Regions from separate parts of the Homo sapiens genome. Here region 1 is linked to region 2. Evidence: read pairs that join two places in POLR2A ChIA-PET (ENCODE). Cell type or tissue: GM12878. All regions are shown on one strand. Each heading gives the region's core, and the rest is flanking DNA. Links, peaks and the distances in the headings are about the cores only. Region 1 overlaps ADAM17 (ADAM metallopeptidase domain 17). Region 2 has its middle 3.4 kb from the start of CYS1.

Region 1 (5,493 bases), core at 257-5,256, 580 kb before region 2:
ACACTATTCCAGTGCATAGATTCATGATAACATTCATTATCCCAAGATTGTCATTTTGATTGTTTCCAAAATTTTGCTATTAGGATGTAGCCATTAAAAACCTTGTTATATTATCTGTAGCACAATATGGGTAATTCTTTAAAACATGATACTGAATTTTTTAAAAGTAAATTTAAGGTAGAATATCATTTTGGCACATTAAAAACACATACATGCACAAAATAACACTATATGATCTTTCAAGGATATACACATATCCAGGCAAATATTAACCACAGTAGAGTGGATGTCTGTGAGGAGAAAGAGGAGAGTGATGGAAATGAAAGAGAAATAGAAACAGGTCTTAAACCCACCAAAGCCAAGTGTCACAAACTAAGGAGTGCCAGAAACTCAACCCGGCATATGAGATTAAAAATAAGGTGTCTCTCATCTGAACAAAACATAATCTTGTTTTTCAAAGACACACACACACTTGACCCACAGCATTCCAAGGAAGCAACAAGAACACGAACCTGTGCAGTAGGACACGCCTTTGCAAGTAGCATTAATCGCCTCCTGGCACTTCTTCTGGGCAGTCTCAAACTGACAGTTTTTACAGCAAGGACTGTTCCTGTCACTGGAGAAGAACAGCAGACAGGAACAGAGCAATTCAAATTATGGCCCCATATCAAATCAAACGCTACAGTTACGTTACAGTGACCTGAAGATCACCGGGGAAGACCTCCTGGCTCCGTCACCCACTCCTACATCATCAGACATCTCCGCTGCTAGAGCTACCTGCACACACTTTGTCCCTTCCTAATGTGCGTGAGGTCACATAAATGCCACACTATAGGAGAAAAGAATGGGAACACAGCAATCACCTGTGAAACATCTTGGTGCCCTTGGTTTTCATTCATTTAACGCATTAATTTAAAAAAGACAAGATGGGCTGGGCGAGGTGGCTCACACCTATAATCCCAACCCAACACTTTGGGAGGCCGAGGTGGGTGGATCACCTGAGGTCAGGAGAGTTCGAGATGAGCCTGGCCAACATGGTGAAACCCCATCTCTACTAAAAATACAAAAATTAGCTGGGCGTGGTGGTGCGCTCCTGTAATCCCAGCTACTTAGAAGGCTGAGGCAGGAGAATCGCCTGGACCCCGGAGACAGAGGTTGCAGTGAGCCGAGATCGCACCACTGCACTCCAGCCTAGGCAACAAGAGAGAAATTCTGTCTCAAAAAAAAAAAAAAAAAAAAAAAAGATGAGGCAGGTGGACCACGAGGTTAGGGGTTTGAGACCAGCCTGGCCAACATGGTGAAACTCCGTCTCTACTAAAGATACAAAAAATTAGCCGGGCATGGTGCTACATGCCTGTAATCCCAGCTACTCGGGAGGCTAAGGCAGGAGAATAGCTTGAACCTGGAAGGCAGAGGTTGCGGTGAGCCAAGATCGCGCCACTGCACTCCAGCCTGGTCAACAGGGCGAGACTCTCTCAAAAAAAAAAAAAAAGACAAGGAAAAAAAAAAAAGACAAGGTGGGGCCACAAGGCAATCCATAGCTAAGACACTCGGCAGCCAGAACTCTACTCCCCATCAGTATTTACAGCGTTAATATGCACTGTATCCAGTTAAATCTCAATTATTCACCAGAAAACTGAAGTTTAACCCTTTTACTTCTAAGCCAGGCACTGGTCTATCAGTGTATATAAAAAATGAAAACCTGGGTAACTTTCTAACTTGTAACCTACTTCCTCCACACTATTCCAGTATATAGAATCATGATAACATTCATATCCCAAGACTGTCATTTTGATTGTTTCCAAAATTTTGCTATTAGGATGTAGCCATAAAAAAACCTTGTTAAATCTTATACCCTTGTTAAATCTTATCTCTGTTGCCCAAAAGATTCTTTGGGCAGCCAGGAGCAGTGGCTCACGCCTGTAATCCCAACACTTTGGGAGGCTGAGGCAGGCAGATCACGAAGTCAGGAGTTCGAGACCAGCCTGGCCAACATGGTGAAACCCCATCTCTACTAAAAACACAAAAATTAGCTGGGCGTGGTGGTGCACACTGTAATCCCAGCTACTGGGGAGGCTGAGGCAGGGGAATGGCTTGAACCCAGGAGGCGGAGGTTGCAGTGAGCCAAGATCACGCCACTGCACTCCAGCCTGGGCGACAGAGCAAGACTCCGTCTCAAAAAAAAAAAAAAAGAAATAAAAGATTATTTGGGCCAGGCATGGTGCCTCATACCTAGAATCTCCACACTTTAGGAGGCTTAGAAGGGTGGATCACTTGAGCCCAGGACTTTACAACAAGCTTGGGCAACATGGCAAAACCCCATCTCTATAAAAAATACAAAAAAAATTAGCCAGGTGGCACACACCTGTAGTCCTGTCTATCCGGGAGGCTGAGGTGGAAGGACTGATTGAGCCTGGGAGGTTGAGGCTGCAGTGAGCCATGATCATGCCACTGCACTCCATCTTGGGCAACAGACTGAGACCCTGTCTCAAAAAGAAAATAAAGGCCAGGCACGGTGGCTCCCCTCTGTAATCCCAGCACTTTGGGAGGCCAAGGTGGGCAGATCATGAAGTCAGGAGATCGAGACCATCCTGGCCAACATGCTAAAACTCCGTCTCTACTAAAATACAAAAAATCAGCCAGGCGTGATGGTGCGTACCTGTAGTCCCAGTTATTGGGGAGGCTGAGGCAGGGGAATCGCTTGAACCTGGGAGGCGGAGATTGCAGTGCGCTGAGATCGCGCCACTGCACTCCAGCCTGGCAACAGAGCGAGACGCCGTCTCAAAATAAATAAATAAATTAAATTAAATAAAAAAGATTATTTTGCCAGGCACGGTGCCTCACACCTGTAATCCCAGCACTTTGGGAGGCCAAGGTGGATGGATCACAAGGTCAGGAGTTGGAGACCATCCTGGCCACCGTAGTGAAACCTCGTCTCTACTAATACAAAAAATTAGCCGGGCATGGTGGTGCGTGCCTGTAGTCCCACTACTCAGGAGGCTAAGGCAGGGGAATCACTTGAACCCGGGAGACAAAGATTGCAGTAAGCCAAGATCGCGCCACTGCACTCCAGCCTGGCGACAGAGCAAGACTCTGTCTCAGGAAAAAAAAAAAAAAAAAAGATTCTTTTAACTATAGGACTGCTAAACCAAGGAGCATGCAAGGTCAAGGATTTTGTTACATAATGTCACACTGCTTTCCAGAAAGCTTCTTCTTTTCTTATTTGTTTTTTGTTTTTTAAGAGATAGTGTCTCACTATGTTGCCCAGGCTGTTCTCAAGCATTTCTCCCACCTCAGCCTCCCAGAGTGCTGGGATGACAGGAGTGAGCCACCGTGCCAGGCCCAGAAAGCAATTTCTTGCTGTGAAGGGCAAAAGAGGTAGATGTAAACAAACACACTCACACCCCTTTCAGTTGATTCTAAAGCCCCTGCAAGTTCAGTCTTCTCTTATTTTGGACATCTTGTTATACCAACTTCCCAAAATCCCTGTGGAGAGACTCCTCACCTGCACTGGACACCTTCCTTCAACGTGCAGTCGCTGTTGCAGCAGGTGTCGTTGTTCAGATACATGATGCCAGGATCACACTCTTCTCCTTCATCCACCCTCGAGTTCCCACAAACTTTATTGCTGCGTTCTTGAAAACACTCCTGGGCCTTACTTTCAATGGTCTTATAGATTGATTGTTTACTGCAGTTTGAAAACATCTTGAGAGAAAAAAGGCAATAAGGACCCAAAATAATATCATAAAAATGTATTCCCATGCAATGTTTGTGTCTTCTCTAGAGACAAACTCTTAATGTAAAACCACCATCAGAGCCACCCTGGAGTTATGGCAAGGCCACCACAGTCTCCTCCAAAGGCCACTGATATGGAACTGGGAACCTCCCTCCATAGAATGCTAAATGGCTGATGTGAACTTGGTTAAGGATCTATAATTCTTCTTACGAAGGTAAGCAAGCTATACAAATACTGAGACCAAACATCCCAGTCAAAGCCCACTTAAGGACAAGCAGAATAGCACAACAGAGAGCTCGTAGCTCCATCAGACTTGAAATCTCCTCACCTCAGGCATGCCACTCATGCAGTGACAAGAATTAAGAACCTCTGTAGGTTAATGTTGTCCCAGACAAAACAATTCAGAAATGCAGGAGAAGGGGTTTCTTCTCCTTCTTTGGCTACTTATATGGATGATCCAAGTTTAAAGTTGTTTAAATATTTGAGCTTAGTAATAGGCATAATAGTACATTTTATATAAATTAAATCCCCAATTGTTACCTAAACATTTTCATCAACCAGCAAGACCAGTGTCTCAAAAAGTCTCTACACTACCTTCCCACCCTGGAGTACAGAACCACTAGGATAACTCCCTTTTAAGGCTGAGGGTTTTATCAGGAGCTCTAAAACTGCGGTCATTTTCCAGACCTCCTGAAGTTATCAAAAAAAGAAGAGGCTTAGGGAAAACTGAGCATAGTTACTTCTTAGGTCGGGGTCTCCAAAGTGCTCTGCAGATGCCAAAATGGCTTCACTTTCACCCCAGACAACAATCATGAAGCCCCTGAGAGCCAAGTGTATGAGACCCTCCAAAGGTGCCTGTAACCACCAAATCAGACACCAAAGGAGCTACTTTCAGAAAGATAGCAAAGACCTCATCTTACACAGAAATACTAACTGGCTTTTTAAAAAACATCTTCAAATCTGTTTTTTTTTTTTTTTTTTTTTTTTTTTAGATGGAGTCTTGCTCTGTCACCAGGCTGGACTACAGAGGCACAATCTTGGCTTATTGTAACCTCCGCCTCCCGGGTTCAAGTGATTCTTCTGCCTCAGCCTCCTGAGTAGCTAGGACTACAGGTGCATGCCACCACGCCCAGCTAATTTTTGTATTTTTTGTAGAAACAGGGTTTCACCATGTTGACCAGGATGGTCTCGATCTCTTGACCTCATGATCTGCCCACCTCGGTCTCCAAAGTGCTGGGATTACAGGCGTGAGCCACCGCGCCCGGCCCAAATCTGTCGTTACAGTACAGATGTCTAAGGGGTCTGGTTATTCTAATCGGGGCCTCAGGCAGTTGTCATTTTGGTGGGTTTATTCATCAACATCATGTATCTCTGGGTTCCATTTTATCAGGTTAAAATGGAGTTAAAATTCACAGTGAACAGATAAGAAGACCTCTTCACTGATTTGTCAGAGTTACAACTCCCAAGCAGCTGGAGAGCACTAACGATAAAAGGACCAACCCGCAACTCTGGCTTTCTGCCTACACATCCCTGAAGATCTGGCAGCTTCTGTTTGCATCCTTGTCATAAGACTTCCTCTTCCGTTCAGCAAACCTTCCTAAGAAGTTACAATCTCAAAGGTCCTACATTCCTTTTCACTAATGTCATCTGTCCACAGAGAAGTCCACCTGTGGCAAACTGCTCTTCATAGGCTTGCCTAGTAGAGGGTGATGGGTTCTGTCTTTCTAGGTCAAGGAACTACTTTATTTTTGTCCTGT
Region 2 (5,226 bases), core at 1-5,000:
CCAGCGAGCCTTCCTGTTGGTTGGTTCTGTGTTTTACTTAAATGTGATTACTTCCTTCCCTTGCCCACCTCCTGCAACTTTAAATTCCAGCCTTTCCAAGACAGGGCAATTCAAAAGTCCTGGGTTTAACTCACCTATCTTGACTTGACATTAACTTTTATCCTGATTGATTGGATTCCAGAATAATTGTGAAAATGGAATTTCGGCTAAACTTTCCCAACCACAGACTTGAAATTCTACTATTTTATCACTTCAGGAGTAGACATTAAAAAACATATGCCTAAGAAAATGGAATAAAAATGGGACTCAGATTCACATCCATTTATTTTTATTATTAAGAGAGAACAAGAGGCCGGGCGCGGTGGCTCACGCCCGTAATCCCAGCACTTTGGGAAGCCGAGGCAGGTGGATCACGAGGTCAAGAGACCGAGACCATCCTGGCTAACACGGTGAAACACCGTCTCTACTAAAAATACAAAAAATTAGCCGGGCGTGGTGGCGGGCGCCTGTAGTCCCAGCTACTCAGGAGACTGAGGCAGGAGAATGGCGTGAACCCGGGAGGTGGAGGTTGCAGTGAGCCGAGATCGCGCCACTGCACTCCAGCCTGGGCGACAGAGTGAGGCTCGTCTCAAAAAAAAAAAAAAAAAAAAGAACAAGAAAGTATTTATAATCTAGCTGGACGTGGTGGCTCATGCCTGTAATCCCAACACTTTCAGAGGTTGAGGCGAGCAGATCACTTTAGGTGAGGAGTTTGAGACCAGCCTGGCCAACATGGTGAAACTGTCTCTACTAAAAATACAAAAATTAGCTGGGCATGCTCACTTGAACCCAGGAGGTGGAGGTTGCAGTGAGCCGAGATCACGCCACTGCACTCCAGCCTGGGCAACAGAGCTGGACTCTGTCTCAAAAAAAAAAAAAGAAAGAAAGAAAAGAAAAGAGAGAGAGAAGAGAGGTGAGACAGAGAGGGAAAAGAAAAAGAAGAGAAAAAAAATGAGGCTGTAATCCCAGCACTTTAGGAGGCTGATGCGAGCGGATCACTTCAGGTCAGGAGTTCGAGACCAGCCTGGCCAATAGGATGAAACCCTGTCTCTACTACAAATACAAAAATTAGCCGGGCATGGTGAAGGGCACCTGTAGTCCTAGCTGCTCGGGAGCCTGAGGCAGGAGTCACTTGAACCCGTTAGGCGGAGGTTGCAGTGAGCCGAGATCGCACCACTGTACTCCAGCCTGGGCAACCAAAGAGACTCCGTCTCAAAAAAAAAAAAAAACAAAACAAACAACAACAACAACAAACAATAAAGAAAAAGCAAAAAGAAAAGAAAAAAAATTTTTTAAAGGGAAGTATTTATGATCCCCCCTGCCTTTTTTTTGAGACGGAGTCTCGCTCTGTTGCACAGGCTGTAGTGCAGTGGCCGGATCTCTGCTCACTGCAACCTCCGCCTCCCGGGTTCAAGTGATTCTTCTGCTTCAGGCTCCTGAGCAGCTGGGATTACAGGCACGCACCACCACATCCGGCTAATTTTTGTATTTTTAGTAGAGACAGGGTTTCACCATGTTCGCCAGGCTGGTTTTGAACTCCTGACCTCAGGTAATCCACCTGCCTTGGCCTCCCTAAGTGCTGGGATTACAGGCGTAAGCTACCGTGCCTGGCCTCTCCCCCCCTTTTTTTTGATGTGCCATCTTAACCATCCAGGTGTAGGATGTGGGGCCAAACACAGATGTCATTTGGGTGCGCTAAGTCTACAGATGTGTCTCGTTTGGAAGCTATTGATATAAGTTTTTAAGAAAACAAATCTCATCTTGAAACTCTTTAAACCCCAAAGAACAACAACACTTAGAGGCAAACGAGATTTTTCTTGAGTTCACTCAGTTTAATGATTTAAAGGAAAACATGTTTTGCTTCTGCCTAAATAGAAGCTAGTCATGTGACTCATGTTTAAATACATCCACAGCTCCCTGTGTTCACCTCCCAGGGCAACCAATTTTTCTGGCCACTCTTGATTCCAACACTGTTTCCCAAAACTTGTCATTAGCTCCGCTTCAGCGGGAGGAATGCCAGAGCCAGCATTCTTTCCACTTTGAGAGAACATTTTAAAATCTGCTACATTTGTAGACCTGGCTTCCATCAAATATGCTGAAAACTCAGATTGATTTTATTAGAAGCTTCCCATAATAAGCAAACAACCTAAAAGCTTTCCGCATGACTAATGTCCCTAAGATCGTCTCTAGAATTTTTGTCCGAAAGAGTTAGCAACGTCTCAGGAATATTGGAGAACTGAAATGGGGTGTAATCCTTCTTAAGAAAATATCTGGCAGTCACACCTGCAGCTGAAGGATTCTTTTATGCGGTGATAGTGCTCGTGGGTGCTGGTGATGGTGGGTGGAAGGTGAAGCCCAGTTTGGGAACTCTCTGCTTAACTCTGGGAAAATAGAACTTCCTTTCCTTAAACAAATTAAACCCTGGAAGAGGACTACAGTTGGTGATACTTTTCGGAAGGACTCGGGCGCCCGAACGATGTTTTCCTTGGTTTCAGGAGTAGCCAGGCATCTACTGCAGATGAAGCCAGTTCCTCCCACCACGACTCATGGACCAGTCATTACAATAGCCTGCCAAACCAACCCACCTTTCAAAACCCCACTCCAGGGCCCCTGCTTCAGGACTCGCAGATCTACTCTCCCTGCTCAGATATCCTGCAGTTTCCCACCAATCATGGCACTCCCAAGCCGTTACGTAAGAAAGATGTGTTGTGCAGGTGCTGGTTCTTATGAATATGCAGACAGATAATATTTGCATTTGGGTGATAAATGAGACGGCATTTGAAACATAAGCAAGCCATGTTTCTATTTTTAATGCTTAATCGGTAACTTGAGAGAGCCACAGTGCTATTAACGAATGCTGATATGTTTGGACAGCAGCAGCCCACATAATTGCTATTGTCTTTTACCAAAGTGTCCAAGCTTTTGTATTTGGTTTCATGGTTTCGGCATCAAGAGGGGAAAACAAAATATAAGGGTGAATCACCATTATTCATTAAGGACAATTAATGAGTTACAGAACTTTTTTCAATATTTACTCAGAAATAAGATACATGAGGTCCTTAGGGTTGGCAGGTCCAGGTCATGGCTGATTTGGTGCGTTCTATAACACTGTAAAAAATTCTGACAGTAAAATGACAATGACTTGTACCCCATCTAAACAAAAGGTTTAGCACTGGAATTTACGATGCATACTTTCCATGACTAGAGCAGTTCTCGTTTAGAGGCATCTCATGGCTTCTGGCTCAAAACAGCAGACCGGGTGCAGAGTTGCCTTCTCTTGGTACTTGCGACTTTGCTGGAATTAAGATAAAAGAAAAAGGGATAGAGGAGGAGTTGTAAGAAGGAGGGAAATCACAAAGGAGAGGTTTCAACGCATTTCTGAAAGATGGAAAACTGACAGTAGAGAGCTGCCAGATGACACAGGCTGAGCAATTGCAGTCTATGCCATGATGACAGACGCTGGAGAGGAAACGGGGTCAATGGACTGACAGATGAGACTCCGGGACACAGTCAGCGGGTATAAAAGGAGATGGGAGTGAGAAGTGGGCATCGGACCTAAGGAGCGATTAAGATCTTTACATGGGACAAGGGCATCATCCCCCACTGACTCCTGCTTATATTTAAGAAAAAAAAATGACCAGGTAGCTGATGTGGTTTCACTCCGCTGCCATGTGTATAAGACTCTTTTCCCATTGGATTTTTACTCCGGCTAGGAATTTAGACCGGGGGGCGGGGGGTGGTGGGTTTGTGGGGTGGGGTGGGGTGGACAGGCTTCGATTAGCTGAGCAGGCAGGAAGCTGGCCGCCTTGAACTGGAGCTACTTGAGGTTCAGGTGCCCATCCCTGGCCCACTGAGTAAGACGATGTTTGTGTGGGACTGTCCTGTCTCCAGGGGCAATGCACACAGCAGCTGAGAAAGATCCAGTACAGTGTCCACAGCCGCTGGCCTCAGTGAACGTAAGCTTCCTTCTCCTTGCAAATCTGCTACACAAAGTGATCTGTGAGCTGACTCCCCTGTCCATGAACCCACAGTTTTGAGTGTGAGATTTGGAGGCCACTCAAAACATACTTGGACCCTAGGCTTTGGTGGGGTCATTTATCATCCTGAGGACAAGGTTTGAGGGGAGAGGGAGGGCAGTGCTGGGAAAGGGAATTGAGTCTGTGTAAATTTGACCATTAACGTGTAATATTTATTACAGAGGTTAACCTTTAAATACTGTTGGCTAAAAAGAGTGTGCAACAAACATAAAATGTCCAACTTTAAGCTCAAACCCCCCACTGTGAATATCAACTTCTCTAATGTGGAAGCTGCCTGGTGGGGGTGGTCACCTCTGCACACGAACATCCCATGGTCCCAGACACCTGGGAAGATGCTTAAGTTCCTTCTTCTCATTAGAGAGCTGAGAACCAACCAGTCAATTAATCAGCTCAAAGGAATAGAGTGCTGTAGTCAAGGCCCAGGTTAAATATTAAAAGCGTCTCTTAGCTCTTTAATTTGTAGCTGTTTAACTTGGTAAGTGGAGTTGAAGTCCCAGCCTGCTCATGGCGATTACTGATTAATGCCTGTGCACATTTGTACAAGACCCCCTGGCTGCACGATCCCTGTCCTCTGGAGTGCAACTTTCCTTCACCGCGCAGTCAACCTCCACCCAACGGGGACAGCTGACACTTCGAGAGGCCCTGCCCTGACCATTTACCGACTGTGGCTCGTTAAATGAGCCTCACGGTAACCTTGTAAGATAGATATTTTCTGCCTCTATTTTACAGATGGCAAAACTGAGGCTCCGAAGAGTGGGGAGCTGGCCTAAGGTCTTGAAGCCAGAGACAGCCAGAGCTGGGACTCAAGCCACTCTCTCTGCAAACCCCATGGTTCTTTCATGATGCTATCTGTACCTAAATAAATGACAAACCTAGCAGAATAGACCAGCGAGCTCTGAATATATGCAACTATTACCGTTACCCTGGGCCACCATGTAGGTGGGGTGACTGATATGGTTTGGATTTGTGTCCCTGCCCAAATCTCATGTTGAAGTGTATTCCCGGCAATGTTGGAGGAGAGACCTGGTGGGAGGTGATTGGATCATGGGGGTGGACATCCCCCTTGGTGTTCTCGTGATAGTGAGTGAGTTCTCGTGAGATCTGGTTGTTTAAAGTGTGTCCCCCTGCCTACTTCTTCCTGCTTTAGCCA

The links. ChIA-PET counts read pairs that join two places held together with the same protein. Peaks named below come from ENCODE experiments on the same cell type or tissue, not always from the same donor. Only the 100,000 strongest peaks of a DNase experiment are listed, where the experiment ranks them.
Region 1: POLR2A ChIA-PET joins it to region 2 with 5 read pairs; 2 of 35 experiments call an interaction of 5 or more read pairs at or near these places.

Annotation. Positions count from the first base shown.
Region 1 is chr2:9,501,661-9,507,153 of GRCh38, forward strand. It overlaps ADAM17 (ADAM metallopeptidase domain 17), which reads right to left. Exons shown (of 19, transcript NM_003183.6): 12 at 3,506-3,705; 13 at 513-616. It also overlaps a transcript of IAH1 not described here. Among named protein-coding and RNA genes, the nearest start is that of IAH1, 30 kb to the left of the region's middle. In GM12878, for the core only: no CTCF peak of the experiment used is centred there; no DNase peak of the experiment used is centred there.
Region 2 is chr2:10,081,215-10,086,440 of GRCh38, forward strand. No RefSeq gene overlaps it. Among named protein-coding and RNA genes, the nearest start is that of CYS1, 3.4 kb to the left of the region's middle. RefSeq lists an enhancer at 1,756-1,815. In GM12878, for the core only: no CTCF peak of the experiment used is centred there; DNase peaks (open chromatin) are centred at 1,744 and 2,807; H3K4me3 peaks cover 645 bases; H3K27ac peaks cover 1,941 bases.